Linked DNA regions of Homo sapiens: region 1 is linked to region 2. Evidence: read pairs that join two places in POLR2A ChIA-PET (ENCODE). Cell type or tissue: endothelial cell of umbilical vein. All regions are shown on one strand. Each heading gives the region's core, and the rest is flanking DNA. Links, peaks and the distances in the headings are about the cores only.

The links. Peaks named below come from ENCODE experiments on the same cell type or tissue, not always from the same donor. Only the 100,000 strongest peaks of a DNase experiment are listed, where the experiment ranks them.
Region 1: POLR2A ChIA-PET joins it to region 2 with 5 read pairs; 3 of 35 experiments call an interaction of 5 or more read pairs at or near these places.

Annotation. Positions count from the first base shown.
Region 1 is chr4:139,243,648-139,253,094 of GRCh38, reverse strand. LOC105379412 (a long non-coding RNA gene) reads right to left here. Exons shown (of 4, transcript XR_007058273.1): 4 at 7,263-7,800. Among named protein-coding and RNA genes, the nearest start is that of MGARP, 32 kb to the left of the region's middle. In endothelial cell of umbilical vein, for the core only: no CTCF peak of the experiment used is centred there; no DNase peak of the experiment used is centred there.
Region 2 is chr4:139,037,914-139,047,360 of GRCh38, reverse strand. NOCT (nocturnin) reads right to left here. Exons shown (of 3, transcript NM_012118.4): 2 at 4,018-4,287; 3 at 1,422-2,722. The coding sequence ends at 1,887. Among named protein-coding and RNA genes, the nearest start is that of NOCT, 27 kb to the right of the region's middle. In endothelial cell of umbilical vein, for the core only: no CTCF peak of the experiment used is centred there; a DNase peak (open chromatin) is centred at 4,300; H3K27ac peaks cover 760 bases.

The DNA of each region.
Region 1 (9,447 bases), core at 403-8,402, 210 kb before region 2:
AAAATACTTTTGTGACTTCAGATAAGGAGGGATATCTCAAGGCACAAAATTACAAAACAGAAGGAACCAATTGATAAACTGGAGTATGCTAATATGAACAATTTTTTTTTTTTTTTGAGACGGAGTTTCGCTCTTGTTGCCCAGGCTGGAGTGCAATGGTGTGATCTCTGCTTACTGCAACCTCCGCCTCCCAGGTTCAAGAAATTCTCCTGCCTCAGCCTCCCTAGTAGCTGGGATTATAGGCACGCACCACCAAGCCCAGCTAATTTTGTATTTTTAGTAGAGACGGGGTTTCTCCATGTTGGTCAGGCTGGTCTCGAACTCCCAACCTCAGGTGATCTGCTCGCCTTGGCCTCCCAAAGTGCTGGGATTACAGGTAAACAACTTTTATCCAACAAAAGTCACCATAATGAAAGTGAAAAAATAAGCCATAGGTAGAAGATATATGCAAGATATAAAACTAGCAAGGACTAGGACTAAGATTCAGAATATTTGAACAATTTCTACCAATGGACAAGAAAAAGAGAAACACTCTAAATAGAAATTCACAAAGAATAAGAATTCATAGAAGAAGAATCTGAATAGCTAATACATATATATGAAAAGATATTCAACTTTACTGGTAACCAGGGCAATGCAAACAAAAAATATGCAATATTTAATATTAATAATAATGTAATATGTAATATGTAAACATTTTATACCCATCATCTTTACAAAAATTTCAAAAATCTAACAATGCCAAGCAATGCATTTGTATATATAGTGCTTATTGGTAGAGCTGATTTGAAAAGGAATTTGACAATATCTAGTAAAGATGAAGATACTCATACCCTATGACCTAACATTTCATTTTTAGGTGTGTACCCTACAGAAACTCTGACATGTGCTCAAGATGATAAGTACCAGAACAGTACCAAAAACATTGTAATAGCAAAAAAATTAGAAATGACCTAAATTAGGCTGGGCACAGTGGCGCACACCTGTAATCCCAGCACTTTGGGAGGCCGAGGCAGGCGGATCACCTGAGGTTGGGAGTTCGAGACCAGCCTGACCAACATGGAGAAACCTTGTCTCTACTGAAAATACAAAGTTAGCCGGGCGTGGTGGCGCGTGCCTGTAATCCCAGCTACCCGGGAGGCTGAGGCAGGAGAACTGCTTGAACCTGGGAGGCAGGGTTGCAGTGAGCCGAGATCGTGCCATTGCACTCCAGCCTGGGCAACAAGAGTGAAACTCCGTCTCAAAAAAAAAAAAAAGACCTAAATTAATATTAATAGAAAATGGAGAAATAATTTATGGTTTGTTGATACAACTATGTCCTGGAAAAGTCAGATTCTACATGGATTTTTGTGTGTTTAAGTCATTTATTTTTCTAGGAAGTCAACTTACTTAAAAAGAATACCCTTATATATTACATAAGGTTTATATATTAATTGTACATCTAAATTAACAAGAAAAAGTTTAATGTTTTACACTAAACTTTTGGTTTAATTATAACATTACTAAGAAAAATCAACCTCCTAGATCAAACATAGTCTATAATTTTTTTTCTATGATTTTTTTTTTCTTCTTGTACCCAGGACAGTGCTGACACATAGTTTATAATTTAAACTTAGAGTAAACAAACTTTCTATAGCAATCATTATAACAAATGTAATTACCTGTAATAAAAAATTATTCTTGTTGAAGCTACTAAAATAAAACTTTTGAGGTTACAGAGAATTTGTTTTTTGCCATTTTTAATAAATAGGCTTAGAAAAGAAATTTTCTATTGCTGAGATAGAATAACCATATAGATTTCACTTAAATTTTGTGGTAACTGGTATGCAAATATAATATTCAGCCTTGTCTTTTTCTAAACAAAAGATAATTGTTAATCTTGTGTTTGACACTCTAAAAATTTCATTTCAATGGCTTCTTAACATTTTTCATTGTGTCATTGAAATGTAGGACCTACAATTTCATTTTTGTTTTAGCTTCACTATTTCTGAAAAATCATTTCCCAGGTATTTTTTTTCTTTTCTTTTGAGATGGAGTCTCCCTCTGTGATGCAGGCTGGAGTGCAGTGGCACTCTGCAGTGGCTCACTGCAACCTCCACCTCCTTATTTCCCAAGCATTTAAACTTGACTCTTCATGTCAGAGTGACTTAGTTTTCTACTTACTGATTATAACAATAATGAATCCAAAAATTGGAGGTTTATATATTTTTATTTTTGTAAGCAGAAAATCAGTAGGAAAAAAAGAAAGAATGGGAATACTATATATCAGTGAAAACAGAAGAAATAGAAGAACTACATTTATCAACATGGATAAATCTCAAAAATATAACGTTGAATGGAAAAAACAAATTGTAAAAGGATATGTAGAGTATGATGCTATATACTTAAAAATAAGAAAAATGTTATCTGTTGTTTGTAGATACCTATATGTATTATAAAAGTATAAAAATATGAAGCGAGGGCTGGGCGTGGTGGCTCATGCCTGTAATCCCAGCACTTTAGGAGGCTGAGGCGGGTGGATCACAAGGTCAGGAGATCGAGACCATCCTGGCTAACACGGTGAAACCCCGTCTCTACTAAAAATACAAAAAATTAGCCAGGCATGGTGGCGGGCGCCTGTAGTCCCAGCTACTCAGGACGCTGAGGCAGGAGAATGGTGTGAACCTGGGAGGCGGAGCTTGCATTGAGCCGAGATCGTGTCACTGCACTCCAGCCTGGGCGACAGAGCAAGACTCCGACTCAGAAAAAAAAAAAAAAAAAAAAAATGAAGGGAGATGATATGTATTTTAGGATAGCAGTTACCTCTGAGGAGGAAGGGAGAGAGGGGAATGAGATGGGGAGGAATACAGGAAACTTTACCTGTATTTTTATTGTATTATTTGTTTTGAAGGATGTGAAGCAAAAAAATGGCAAAATGTTAGGATACTTTCAAGCAAGGTGGTATGTACATGTGTATTTATTATACTATATCTTTTTCTGTATGTCTGAAATATTTTGAAATAAAAATGTTAGATAAAAGTAAGATAGGCCAGGCGCGGTGGCTGATGCCTGTAATCCCAGCACTTTGGGATGCCAAGGCAGGCAGATCACCTGAGGTCAGGAGTTTGAGACCAGCCTGGCCAACATGGTGAAACCCAGTCTCTACTAAAAATACAAAATTAGCTGGGCATGGTGGCAGGTGCCTGTAATCCCAGCTACTCAGCAGGCTGAGGCAGGAGAATTGCTTGAATCCAAGAGGCGGAGGTTGAGTGAGCCGAGAACACGCCATTGCACTCCAGCCTGGGCGACGAGAGTGAAACTTTGTCTCAAAAAAAAAAAAAAAATGTGAGATAAAGCTGGGGATGATGGCTCATGACTGTAATCATGCCACTGCACTCCATCCTAGGCAAGGGAGTGAGACTCTGTCTCAGAAAAAAAACATGAAAAAGAAAGAAAAGAAAAGAAAAAGGCAGGAGTGCAGTGGCTCACGCCTGTAATCCCAGCACTTTGGGAGGCCGAGGCAGGTGGATAGCCTGAGCCCAGGAGTTCAAGAGCAGCCTGGACGACAGAATGAGACCCGTCTCTCTTTTTTTTTTTATTCTGAGGCAAGTCCCACTCTCTTGCCCAGGCTGGAGTGCAGTAGTGTGACCTCGGCTCACTGCAACCTCCGTCCCCCAGGTTCAAGTGATTCTCCTGCCTTAGCCTCCCAAGTAGCTGGGATCACAGGTGCCCACCATCATGCCCAGCTAATTTTTGTATTTTTTAGTAGAGACGGGGTTTCACCATGTTGGCCAGAATGGTCACAAACTCCTGACTTCAAGTGATTCACCCACCTCGGGCTCCCAAAGTGCTGGGATTACAGGCATAAGCCACCATGCCCGACCTCTATTTTTTTTAATTAAAAAAAAAGTGGTATGACTTCACAGTTTTCTGTTTAACATGGCACTTTATCATTTTTTCAAAAACTAGAATAATATTTGGCTAACTGGTCCTTTCAAAATAGAATAAACATACATTTGGCATATTTGAAATAGAAACAAATACATTTGGCAACACTATTGAGAACTTGTAAGCCTGGGTTTTACTCTCCTTCAGCACTAAACTAACTGTATGGCCTTGAACAAATCATATATCCTCTCTAACCTGTAAAATGAGAAAGTTGAACTAGAATGTCTTCGGAGTTTCCTTCCGACTCTAAAAAGTTGAGATTACCACTGTACCTGTGAGAATGGATGGAAGAAAGAATTTGTGCTGTTATTAACGGACCTATTCTGAGGCTAAATAGCTGCTAGGAGACTTGGAAACCCATGTTCGCCGTGAAGGCAGACACTGCCTATGATGTAAAAACTGTAATGCTGCAATGCCTATAAATCCTACCAAAGAGTAAGGCAGATCATGAAATTCATCTTTTAGGAATGCTGAGTCTTATTTTCTGCCCCCTGCCCCTATAGTTAATAACTAAATTATATTGTTGTTTTTCTTCTCTGAACTTCTCATAGCTCTTCTGCCATAAACAGAAGATTACACTTACTTATCAATCTGGCTGATTCTAAATGGTTTATTTTCTTAAGGATCTTAAAATCCTTCTCTCAAATGCCACTTCTATGGTCTATTAGGCCTCAAAAATTCTATAGCACCCTTCTAAATAAAGTTAAAGATATTGACTGCAGGCTCCAGCACTTTCCACCAGTTAGTTCTGTCTTAATGGCCTTCATTACCAATCGTGTCTTTGCTGATTTACAGTCTATAAGTCCATCAGGTACTTTTGTTTCCTTATTTTTCATAAATCATTTCCACAGTCTCCATTTCCTTTCTGCCTCTTGGCCTTTTCAGAAGATGTTCCTAATATTTGCAAACAAATTACTTTCTCCCTTTAATTATCTCTGTTCTTCCTTTCAGCATTATCCCAAGAGAAATAAAATAAACTTGCATTATATATTTATCATTTATCATCATATATCATGCTATGTATTTGTTGATTTGATCTTTGCCAGTTTATTAGAGCTTGGTGTCACATGCTGTTACATAAATTGTTGCAATTAAAACTGGGAAACATGTTCCTCTCTGCACTTGGCTCCCTTCTTCGTGGAGATGTGATTAGCAGGTTAGAGGATGATAGAAATCAGGCCAGGCTTGGGAATTAGAAACCGGTGTGTTCTAGTTATCTCTGTTTTGTTTCAGGAACAAAACCCACAGTCCCTACTCTAAGACTTCTATAAAATGTATGCATGAGTCAAAGAAGAAGCCACTAAGGAGTAAGTGGTTGGTGCAGCACAAGCTCATTAGTACTACTAGAAAAACATTTCAAACGTAATGCCTGACTTGTGGATAAATAGTATAAATAAGGTATCACTCCTTATCTGAGTCTCTGGGTTACAATCTACATAAGGACACAAAATATTCCGAACAATTGGGTTCAGCATAAAAAATAAACAAATAAATAAATAAATAAAGGACCCAAAATATCTTATTAGCCTTTCTCCATAGCATACAGAACAGTGCCAGAACACATAAGCACACAGTGATGATTAAGAAAATGTTTTAGGCCAGGCATGGTGGCTCATGCATGTAATCCCAGCACTTTGGGAGGCTGAAGCAAGAGGATCACTTAGCCCATGAGCTTGAGACCAGCCTGGGCAACATAGTGAGATCCTGTTTCTACAAAAAAAAAAAAAAAAAAAATTAGTCAGGCATGGTGGAATGTGCCTGTGGTCTCAGCTACTTGGGAGCCTAAGGCAGGAAGATTGCTTGAGCCCAGGAGGTTGAATCTGCCATAAGCTGTAATCACACCACTGTACTCCAGCCTGGGTGACAGAGAGAGACCCTATCTCTAAAAAAAAAAAAAGAAAATGTTATATATTAGTTATTTACTTACAATATTTACCCATATGGACTTCAAAAGGTATTGGTAGTAACTTGCAATAAATCACAGGATATAGGAAAATGTAAAACCAAGTAGAAGGAGGAGGCAATTATAGATTTGTGAGTAATTTTTTTTTTTTTTTTTTTTTTTGGAGAAGGAGTCTTGCTCTGTCGCCCAGGCTGGAGTGCAATGGCGCAATCTCAGCTCACTGCAACCTCTGCCTCCTGGGTTCAAGTGATTCTCCTGCCTCAGCCTCCTGAGTAGCTGGGATTACAGGCGCCTGCCACTAGGCCCGGCTAATTTTTTTGTATTTTTAGTAGAGACACAGGGTTTCACCATGTTGCCCAGGCTGGTCTCGAACTCCTGACCTCAGGTGATCCACCTGCTTCGGCCTCCCAAAGTGCTGGGATTACAGGCATGAGCCACTGCGCCGGGCCACATGAGTAATTTTATTAAATATAAACTCCTCTATTGCTTTAAACCTTCCACTCTAAGTGAACCACTCACTATGCTGATTTCAGTTGTAATTTTAGTTTTAAGGAAGCACAAATATTATATTTCTTTAACATGGAAAAGAAACACAGTAATGAGAATTCATTCAACTAAGATCAGAATGAGTCCCAGTTACTACATTTTAAAATCTTAGGATTTAATAAAAGTCATAGGGAGATAGAGAGTATCCTTTTCTGCCTCTGCATGAGTCCCAGAGATTCTGTAAGAGACCCAGAAAATACAAACAAATGACATTTTCAGGAAGGCGTTTCTGGTTCCCTGTTGCATCCTCTGCATCTAGAAAAGATAAAACCAGCTAGGCACTTCCCCAGTCGCTACAGACTCAGAAGAGGAGCTGCAAGTGACAGCCAAAGCATTCCCCATGGCCAGACAATGAGACAAGGAGAAGCAGCTGGCTATCCCCCTCCTTTGGACTGTTGGGACACAGGAGATCAGAGAAGGGCCGGGTATATTCCCAGATACCAATAGTAATAACCCAGTGAAAGGGGCAGCCAAATATGATAGCATAATAGTGGAATAACAGCTGTTTTTTCTCTCTTTGGGCTTTAAATAATTAGACATTACTTGCTTTTTTTCCCCTTTGGCAAGTTTATTTTATTTTATTTTCCCTTTTTTTAAGAGATGATCTTGCTCTCTTGCCCAGGCTGGAGTGCAGTGGCGTGATTATAGCTCACTTCAGCCTCAAACTGCTGGGCTCAAGTGATCCTCCCACCTCAGACTTTGGAGTGGCTACGACTGCAGACATGCACCACCAGGCCCAGCTAATTTTTTAATTTTTTATAGAGATAGGGTCTCACTATGTTACCCAGGCTGGTCTCAAACTGCTGGCCTCAAGTGATCATCCTGTCTCTGCCTCTCAAAGCACTGAGGTTCCAGGTGTGACCCACCATGCCTGGCTCCCTTTGGCAACTTTTAATTTTTGAAAAATTCCATTCTTCTGAATAGTTTGAAAATATTTGCTTTTCTTCCAGGCATTTTCTTGAAGTAATTTCCTGTTTTACTTTCAGAAATGTAAAATATGTGACGGGGATAAAGAAAGATCTGCCTGATTTTAGGACATATAATACTTATATAAGGCCCTATCTAAAGTATCCCAAGAGAGGTGTATATTTGTCATCTTTTATAATTGATTTAAAAAGATTGAACTAAAAAGTAAAAATCTGTCACTTGCTTGCCTTGCGATTAATGTGGGAAAGGTTCCGGTTCTGTGTTGAGGTTGCTGGGCTATAGGGTCAAAAACTGGCCTGTCATCCCCTCTAGGATTTGTTCCTTGTTCTGTGATTTGCTGAGTGATCAAAGACCGATGATTATATGGCTCTGCATCTGTATTTCTGTTAAATGGAAATTTAAAAACAATTTTTTTCTTAGACGCAAGCGTTGCAGATTTGAGGCTAGATCCTCACATTTTGTGGTCAAGAGGGAATTAGGAACGTGCCATCCCGAACCTGGAAGAGAAAGAAAAAGTACAGAGCAGTCGGTACCTGGTTATAATTTCTGTCAGTCATTTTCACAGCCACACAGCAAGAACCCGTGCTGAAAATAGAAATAAAGATGATTGTCCTCATCTGAGATTTTTCTAAGCATAAAAAAAGAGGCATCATTACTTCTTAGTATCCTCCTGGAAAGAAGAAACTGAAAGAAAAGTGAACACTGCTTCTCAGTTTTTTCCTCTTAAAGATCACTGGAAAATTTTGTAGCATCAAAGCTTATTGCAGATAGAGCTATCTAAGCTACTTTTATTTGATCAAATTAATTCACTACTTTTCTTTTCTTTTTGAGATGGAGTTTCGCTCTTGTTGCTCAGGCTGGAGTGCAATGGCGCGATCTCGGCTCACTGCAACCTCCGCCTCCTGGGTTCAAGTGATTCTCCTGCCTCAGCCTCCCGAGTAGCTGGGATTACAGGCGCCTGCCACCACACCCAGCTAATTTTGTATTTTTAGTAGAGACGGAGTTTCACCATATTGGTCAGGCTGGTTTCGAACTCCTGACCTCAGGTGATCCGCCCGCCTCAGCCTCCCAAAGTGCTGGAGTTACAGGCATAAGCCATCACAGCCGGCCAATTCACTACTTTTCAAGACTCTGAATAACATTTCTTAGTGTATATTTGTTGAGCTGCCTACTATAGTAATTGCATTTTACTAGGTGCATGAATAGACTGAGAAGCTTACCTTCTGGGCAGAGGGAAAGACAAACAAAATATGCCATGTAATGTGTTAACTACACAGAAATTTGAAAGATGCTATGGGGGCTTATAGGAGAAGTGGGGAAGTGAATTATGCTCAAAGAGGGCTCCTGGCTAAGGAGAAAATCTTACCTGAGTTTTGAAGGATAAGCAGGGGTAGCCAAATGGAGAGGTGGGGACTTAGACTGATCTAAGATAAGTGGGATTCTAGGTAAAGGGAGCAGTCAGGGTGAATATTCGAAGTCTAAGATCTTCGGGGTCTGCAGGTGATTCTTGTGGACACTACTACAATTATTTTATTTTATTTTATTTGAGACAAAGCCTCACTCTGTCGCCCAGGCTGAGTGCTGTGGCGCAATCACAGCTCACTGCAGCCTCGCTCTCCTGTGCTCAAGCGATCCTCCTACCCTTAGCCTCACAAGACTGAAGGTGAGTGCCACCTCACCCAGCTAATTTTAATTTTTGTAGAGACAGGGTCTTGCGATGTTTGAAAGGCCGGTCTTGAACTCCCGGGCCCAAACAATCCTCCTGCCTTGGCCTCCCAAGGTGTTAGGATTACAAGCATGTGCCACTGCGCCCTGCCTACTATTTTAATTGGAGTTTCATGGCTGAGCACAGTGGCTCAGACCTGTAATCCCAGCAATTTGAGAAGCCATGGAACTGCCATGGAAACTGCTTTAACTGAAATTTTGGTTCACAGCCTTCATTGGATTATCTATTGGGGCAAGCTCGTATTGCCTGGAGGATTGCCTAGAATTTGAGGCTGCAGTGAGTCACTGCACTCTAGCCTGGGTGACAGTGAGACCCATATCTAAAAAAACAAACAAAAAATTAGAGTTTCTGGTTACTGGAGAGTTTCTGCTGGTTGAGTTTCAGTGCTATCTAGAGCTCTAACCCTTTTGAACATAAC
Region 2 (9,447 bases), core at 390-8,389:
TGCCCAGCTAATTTTTGTATTTTTAGTAGAGACGAGGTTTCACCATGTTGGCCAGGCTGGTTTCGAACTCCTGACCACAGTTGATCCGCCCACCTTGGCCTCCGAAAGTGCTGGGATTACAAGCATGAGCCACCACACCCGACCCAGGTTATCTAACTTTTTACATTCTTCTTTCTAGATATTTTGAATGACAGTATCTGGCTATCTTAGGAAATTTCAATGAAAGCCCATTAACAGGCTTTCTAGAAAGTTTCCTATCTCTGAAAAGAAGGTCCTACTGACTCTCTTGGCCACTGCCACATACAGCTTCTAAATAACCTATTGTGAATAGCACATTCCAATACAAATAATGATGACATCGAGTGACTAATATCAAACGCATACCAATATTATTCCAATGGTAAAGTTTAAATATAACAGCAATAATGAAAACTAATTGGTTAAATAATTGAAAACTAATTGGAATCTCTTCAAGAAACACAATAAGGCCGGGCGCTGTGGCTCACGCCTGTAATCCCAGCACTTTGGGAGGCCAAGGCGGGCAGATCACCAGGTCAGGAGATCGAGACTGAGACCATCCTGACTAACATGGTGAAACCCCGTCTCTACTAAAAATACAAAAAATTAGCCGGGCGTGGTGGCAGGCGCCTGTAGTCCCAGCTACTTGGGAGGCTGAGGCAGGAGAATGGTGTGAACCTGGGAGGCAGAGCTTGCAGTGAGCCGAGACTACACCACTGCACTCCAGCCTGGGCAACAGAGTGAGACTCTGTCTCCAAAAAAAAAAAAAAGAAACACAATAATGGAACATAGAGGCAGGACAAGGATTATTTTTGAAGAATGTATCAAAGAAATCTGACATTTAAATAACAAAAGCCCCTCCAGGCTAAATAGTTCCTTTGTACTCATTTTGTTATAGCCCAAATGAAAATATTTTAAAGCTTTATGAAAATCACCATAAATTACTTTCTCTATAACTTCTCTTGCATGGTTCTAAAATGTTCATAATGCTATAATTTACTTAATTTTATATGAAGATATAAAAAATAAATACTGCCATGCATTTTGTTGACATTTTAAAAACCCACAAATAAATAACTTAAAATGCTGTTTAGAGAAATTGCTCCTACATACTATTATGGAAGATTCAAGCAACAAGTCTAAGTTTTTATAGCATCCTCAAATTGAAAAAGCTTCAAAATAACCGAATTTATTATTATTTTAGAAATAGAGATGGGGTCTCGTGCCATGTTGCCCAGGCTGGACTCGAACTCCTGGGTTCAAGTGATTCTCCCACCTTGGCGTCCCAATGTGTTGGTATTACAGGCATGAGCAGCCACCACACCTGACCAAAACAAGCCAATTTAATGCCCTTAAATGATCAAAATGTAATATTAAGGAAAAGAAAACAACACAAGCCAAAATTGGAGTGCAAACGCCTTTTTCACCATAGGTTTTAATTGAAAAAGGGACTAAAGGGAGTCTTTTCCAAGGGCATGCTGGAAACGCAGAAAATGAAATGATAGAAACTTCCCATGTTTCTATCCTTCCTCTGGCATTGTCTTATCCTATTTGTTTCCTGAAACATTCCCTGTTAAGACTCTTGTGATTCAAGGTCAGGAGATCGAGACCATCCTGGCTAACACGGTGAAACCCCGTCTCTACTAAAAATACAAAAAATTAGCTGGGCGTGGTGACGGGCGCCTGTTGTCCCAGTTGCTCTGGAGGCTGAGGCAGGAGAATGCCATGAACCCGGGAGGCGGATCTTGCAGTGAGCCGAGATCAGGCCACTGTACTCCAGCCTAGGCAACAGAGCGAGACTCTGTCTCAAAAAAAAAAAAAAAAAAAAAAAAATAGACTCCTGTGATTAAAAAGACAAAAGCAAGTATTTATGAAAGTCCATCAGATTCCTCAGTAAAGCTGAAGTCACACACTAGAGACAGGTGGTCTGAAGGATAATTGAAGGAAGGTAACCTGTTGGGTCCAATCTGTTCTTCAGTGAGCAGATCGAGAGCTGACCTTACATTTAGAGCATGTTTAGAATACCAGATGTAATCCAGGGTGTGCCTGCACTCCCCTGAGGTCCGGATCTTCCAGGTAGTGTATGGGGGTTCTGACTGCCCATCAGCACTCAGCAGCTTGTAGGCGCTGTTCAGGTTGAGGCTGGAGGAAGCAAAGTGTTTGTAGACCTCTTCTGTTGGCTCTGCATTGAAGTCCCCACACACAATAAGGGGAATCTTGGCTCCTTGGGTGATGTTTTGCAGGTTCTGAAGGAGGTCACAGCCTTGAGCTGATCGAAACCGCTCCCAGCCAGTGCGTGCTTTTAGATGGGTAACAGCGATGCAGAACTGTCGGCCTGACTCCTTGCACTCCAGGGTCTGTGCAATGGCCACCTGGTTGGTTTTCAATGTCATGGCTGTCAGCCTAATATTGGCACTGTTGACTAGCTTGAATCGGTTTTGAAGAAAAAATAAGGCACAACCATCTGGTCCATTGTTGTGTTCTACATCTAGACAAGGTGACCAGGGTTTGGGGAAAAACGTGCCTTGATAGCCTAGTCTACTGAGGAGTGGCTGGAAGGTGTCAAAATAGTGGTCCACCTCTTGGAGGCACAATATATCAGGCTGGTAGGCCAGGATTTCTTCCAGGATGAGACATTTCCTTTCTTCCCATTTGAGTGCTTCAACAGGGCACTGTACAAAGTTGTCTTTGCCTTCTCCAAGAGCTGAAAAGAAAAAGCTAGTCAGTTGTCAGCTCTTACAAAACCGTGACTTCAAAGTACCCAGGAGGTTTGGCATCACTCAAGACCCTCAGAATGCTTCCTCTGCTTTAAATGCTTGGAGTGGCTCTCTGTCCAAACTGTATTACCCCATCCAAACTAAATCACCTCTCACTATGTGGATGAAGCAAACAACAGATCTTTTGTTTCGAAATGATTTCATGTTAACTATATTCCAGGATATTAAGATCTTACTTAAGGAAACTGCTTTGCAGTGCCAGGGATCTAAGCTATATAAAATGAAATAAATGCCAATTTTCTTTTAAAATTTTTTTGGTTTTTTTAAACACCAAATATTTAACACCAAGTATTAGTTTTAACCCTGACTATTATGGACACTACTCAGAATGAATGGAACTTATTTTAAATAGGCAGCTTTTCCTACTTAGGGAAAAAGAATCAAAGATTGGTAAGTCACGGAATCTCCCCTTATTTTCCAGGAAAAAAAAAAATCAGGCCCTTGTTTTTCTTAAAATCTCAACTGCTTACATAAAAGGCAATGCTACATAGAGTTGATTGACACATCTGTTTTTTAATTTGGCAGACCCAGGAAAGAAGTCCTTACTACTGTAACAAAGTGTATATATATATATATATATATATACATATTTTTTTGAGACAGTGTCTCACTCTGTTGCCCAGGCTGGAGTGCAGTGGCTCAATCTCAGCTCACTGCAACCTCGATCTTGTTGCCCAGGCTGCAGTGCAATGGCGCAATCTCAGCTCACTGCAACCACCACTTTCTGGGTTCAAGCGATTCTCCTGCCTCAGCCTCCCGAGTAGCTGGGATTACAGGCATGCGCCACCACACCCGGCTAATTTTGTATTTTTAGTAGAAACGGGGTTTCTCCATGTTGGTCAGGCTGGTCTCGAACTCCTGACCACAGGTGATCCACCCACCTCGGCCTCCCAAAGTGCTGGGATTACAGGTGTGAGCCACTGCACCTGACTTGGTTTTTACAATTAAAGCAAGTAACTCGTGGTTTATTCTTTACACCTTCCATGTTTGTAGACTATCCAAGAACAATTAAAGTGTCTTTTTTCTTTCTAAAAAAAAAAAAAAAGTGAAAACCAGATGATTCCCTGTCTTAACCTCTTCTAGGAGCTCTCCATGCTGCTGCAGTCACCTCCATCTGCCCACACCTCTTCCTTCCACATAAAACAGTGCACTGTGGATGTGCAGAAGCAGAAAGGCAGTCACAGCAAACTTGACTGCAGAGGCACAAAAGCATCCAGCATACCTTGGGCGAGGATGTTCCATTGCATAACCCTGATAGGTGGGTGGGTACTAGGGCAATCTGTCCTCAGATCCACAAAATCCCTCTGGAACCGGGGAGGTCGGGTGTGCAGGACGGCCCTGCATTCCTCAAGAAGCTCTTTAGGATCAATGGGCTCCAGATGCTCTGGGTCAGGTGACACCAAATACTCTGGGTGCTGGGAGGCAGCGCTGCTGTTCAGTGTCTTGGCGAGAGCACTATAGAGTCTGCTTGTACCGGTTCCCATGGAACACACTACGGAAAAGGAAATCACAGTTACACACTCAGCTCCTTTTCCTGACTTCTCGCCCAGCACAACTGTAAGATAAACATTTACTGTCCACCGAAACCAGGAGCTCAATTGTTGCCATAATAGTGTATAAAGCCATTTCTTTTTTCTTTTTTTTTTTTTTTGAGATGGAGTTTCGCTCTTGTTGCCCAGGCTGGAGTGCAATGGCACAATCTCGGCTCACCGCAACCTCCACCCCCAGGTTCAAGCAATTCTCCTGCCTCAGCCTCCCAAGTAGCTGGGATTACAGGCATGCACCTCTACCCGCTGCTAATTTTGTATTTTCAGTAGAGATGGGGTTTCCCCATGTTGGTCAGGCTAGTCTGGAACTCCCGACCTCAGGTGATCTGCCCGCCTCGGCCTCCCAAAGTGCTGGGATTACAAGCATGAGCCACCACGCCCGGCGTATAAAGCCATTTCTACAGAGGCAGAATAAAGGAGTTTCCAGGTTCCAGCTTTCTACTAGGACAGTTAATTTAAGTACTACCGTTAAAACTAGCCTCTGATTAACAATGAAAACTCATCCTTTTAAGGAAGAAATACTTTGATCTTGATGGCCTCTTCTAACCTAGGATTTGTCTTTGTAATTTATAAAACCAGTCTTAAAAAAAGAGCAAGGCTTAACAAAATCTACATTCCTTTTTCTATATATCTTAAGAACCTCAAGACTAGGCTGGGCATGGTGGCTCACACCTGTAATCCCAGTACTTTGGGAGGCTGAGGCAGGTGGATCACTTGAGGTCAGGAGTTCGAGACCAGCCTGGCCAACATGGAGAAACCCTGCCTCTACCAAAAACATAAAAAATTAGCCGGGTGTGGTGGTGTGCGCCTGTAATCCCAGCTACTCAGGAGGCTGAGGCAGGCGAATTGCTTGAACCAGGGAGATGGTGGTTGCAGTGAGCTGAGGTGACTCTATTGAGCTCCAGCCTGGGTGACACAGCGAGACTCAAAAAAAAAAAAAAAAAAAAGATCTTAAAGACTAGTTTGTAAAAAGTGAAATGTTAGAAAGCCCATGTTAATGTTAATCCTGGGTGAGAGATTAGGTAATAGCAGGCTGCTTGCTACGCTGGTCATCTCATCTATACAGATCCCTCTGTTGGGGAAAGTAATGGCTAGATTCTTTCCCATTTCTCCTAGATGTTAAGTGTAAATCAAGGCTTGGGCTTTCTGTAGTAGAACTCTGAACTTCACTGAGTGGTATACTCTATAATCTTGTATCAATTGCTGGATTTCTTAAAATCCAGAAAAGGGGCTGAGGCCAGAAGGGCTTAGAGTAAGCTGATTTTGTTCAGCTAACTTCCATCCAGGGCACTACCTTCTCATGAGTTGCCCACATTTCCTGGGATCCTAGAAAGACAAAGAACAAGGAAAAATGCAGGAAGCACCAGTTACTTTGTCTTCCCGAGTTAATTTTTAGTGTTTTGCTTTTTATAATTCATTAAGGAGAACAGAGCATAATCTTCAACTAATTAGCATTATGTGGCAGTTCACTTGAAAGCAGTTGATTGCTCTTTTAGAGGTCAACTATGTTTTATTTTCATTATAGTATAAATTAGGGGCACATTTTACTGGGAGTAACATCCAAGATTCTCTGTATGATAAATGCTGGTACCAGGCAATCTGGATTTCCCTCTCTTGAGAGATACAAAGTTTTCTTTATAAAACATAAACATTTTATAAATGTAAACATTATATAAAGTTTTCTTTATAAAATTTGGCAGGCTTATCAATCACATCTCAAACTAGCAGTCAATCAAATTCACTGTGGCAGGTTACAAAGGAAATTCAATTATTTACCACCAAATGTCCTTGAACATTAAGGTCAATGAGGATGCAAGCATGCTTTTTTTGTTCCTTCCTGTCTACTCAAAGTAGTTTTTCCCTCCAGTAAGAAAGCTAGACTACAGCAAATGAACACATACTAATTTTCCCAACAAACATAGCAGGTGTGTGTGCATCTGCAAGCAAGCATGCTCTCCCACAAATACACACATATACAACTGTTTCCAAACTGATTTCAATAATTTCATTTTAATTGATAAATACATGAGTACATGGGTCCAAAGGAAGAAATTTTCTTCATGGCTGGCAGTACAAGTTTTGAAAGTCTTTCTTCTTGTACTTTTTTTTTTTACTTCCTGTAGGTTTTTTGGGGAAAACAAACAAAAAACAGCCAAACATCCAAGTGTGGTCTCCTGATCAGCAATATCAGCATCACCTGGGATTGTGATCCCCAAATTGTGAGCTAACGTGTCCCAGGGAACCACAGCAAACTCACAGGGACACCATGGTATATTTTATATTTTAAATGTGAAATAAACAGTGACGTTTGACACCTGTCAGGCTCTGGGCTTGATGTAGAGCTCAGTTTCAATAGGACTGCCCTACATTCCTTTTGATGACATTTTATCTTTGCCAAGCTGAGTTTTAGGGTGGTTATATGAAAAAACTACCATGCAAAAATGAATGTGCAGAAGGAAGGATGTCCAATGGGAGTCAAACGTTTGAGGAGTACGTGAAATCAGAAAAGCAATCCTGAACCACACTTCCTTCTAAAAATTTAGAAAAATCAATTTCACATGAAGAGAATAAAGAATAGAACAATATCAGACAGTGAAAGCATGCCAGAAATGTGCCCAGGAAGCAAATCAAACTGCATCCTATTGCAGAGTGAGCTAAGTCTTTAAGAAAATGATACAAGGCTGGGCGCGGTGTCTCAAGCCTGTAATCCCAGCACTTTGGGAGGCCGAGGCGGGCGCATCATGAGGTCAGAAGATCGAGACCATCTTGGCTAACACAGTGAAACCCCGTCTCTACTAAAAAATACAAAAAAAAAAAAATTAGCTGGGCATGGTGGCGGGCGCCTGTAGTCCCAGCTGCTTCGGAGGCTGAGGCAGGAGGCTCCCGGGAGGCGGAGCTTGCAGTGAGCCGAGATCGCGCCACTGCACTCCAGCCTGGGCGACAGACCGAGACTCCGTCTCAAAAAAAAAAAAAAAAGAAAATGATACAAGAGGCCGGACGCGGTGGCTCATGCCTGTAATCCCAGCACTTTGGGAGGCTGAGGCGGGCGGATCACCTGAGGTCAGGAGTTCAACATCAGCCTGGCCTACGTAGCAAAGCCCCGTCTCTACTAAAAAGGCAAAAATTAGCCAGGCATGGTGTTGGGCGCCTGTAATCCCAGCTACTCGCGAGGGTGAGGCAGGAGAATCGCTTGAACTCGGGAGGAGGAGGTTGCAGGAAGCCGAGATGGCGCCATTCCACTCCAGCCTGGCAATAGAGCGATACTCCATCTCAAAACAAAACAAAACAAAAAGATACAAGACATGAAAGAATAACCTAAATCAGAATTAGAAAATTCAGAAATTAGACACCAAAAAGAATTAGCAATAAAAATTAAAAAGAAATGAGAAAAAGATCAGAGTCAAACCTAAGGATTGCTTTTTTTAAAAAAAAATAAAAGGGAGAAAGTGACAAATACTAAAAATGAGCAAAGACCCAAAATATGAGTAATAGCAGTTCTTATAGATGAAGACCAACGAAAGGGAACAAAAGAAATCAAGAAAACTTAAAAAAAAATACTTAAAAAGTAGATATTGAAAAAAAGACATTGCAAACTTGAGAGTATCAACCCAGAATGACCAACACCAAGTGGTCTAGTAAAAAAAAAAATCAGATTGTCATCAGACTTCAACTGCAATGTTTTATGTGAGAAGAAAATGAAGTAACATATTTAAAATACATAAAGTGTAAGCCAAGGATTTTATATCCAGCAAAACTGGAATATTGTCTCCATGAGCCCCTTATGAGGAATCTACTAAAGCAAGGATTGGCAGTCCTCAAGCTAAGAATGGCTTTTTTTTTTTTTTTTTGAAATGGAGTCTTCACTGTGTTGCCCAGGCTGGTCTCAAACTCCTGAGCTCAAGCAATCCTCCCATCTCAGCCATCTCAGTGCTGGGATTACAGGCATGAGCCACCACACCCAACAAGCTAAGAATGGCTTTTACATTTAAAAAATGTGTTGTTAAGTACACACACACTCACGAATACATTAACAGGACCATTTTTGGCCCACAGAGCCTAAATATTTAATATGTAGCCTTCTTCAAAAAAAAATTTGCCATATCTAGAACTAGAGAACAAGCTTCAGACCAAAACAACCAGAAACACTGGTGTAAGAACTGGAGCAAAGCACTAAACACAGAGCTACTTAGCAAATCAATTCTAAAGAAGACTTTCAGGGAGAATTCAATATGTAATGGCTATATGGCCCAACAGTGAACATGAAGATGTAGTACACCAAAAAAGGAGGGGGCAGGATGAGAAAAGCATCTTCAATTTAAAAATTTTAAACTTTTTTCATAAGTTTCATAGTAGCAATCATAATTAGTAATTATGTCTAAGTGATCATAATTAGTAGTGGTGGTACTGGCACTGCAACTCTGAGACTGCTGTGTATATATGAGATGAATCAAATGGGATAGTCTATCATTCCCTGTTGTCTTTTAGGGGGATCTAGTTTTTGCGATGCATTTAATAGGCTATTCATTCACTACAATTCTCAAGGAAAACATTCTTGTTAAAGCCAGTTCATTTTGGACTAATAGCAGATTATCAAATCTGGTCATCTACCTTATTTGGCCTGAGATCCTCTTGGTGGTTTTCAACAAATTCACCCTCAGAAGACAAAGCTTTTGAGATGCAGGATATACTGCAGCGTGACCAAATTCTAAGGCCTCAAAAGAGAATTCTAGTCCCAGTTCTATGACTATTTAGCTGTGCCACAACTCTCTAGACCTGCTTACCTAACTTTTTAAAATTTATTTATTTATTTATTTATTTATTTGAGACAGTCTCACTCTGTCACCAGGCTGGAATGCAGTGGCGTGATCTCGGCTCACTGCAACCTCCACCTCCCAGGCTCAAGCGACTCTCCTTCCTCAGCCTCCCGAGGAGTTGGGACTACAGGTTTGTTCTACCACGCCTGGCTAATTTTTGTATTTTTAGTACAGACAGTTTCACCATGTTGGCCAGGCTGGTCACAAACACCTGACCTCAAGTGATCCACCCACCTTGGCCTCCCAAAGTGCTGGGAATTATAGGCGTGAGCCACCACATCCAGCCTTTTT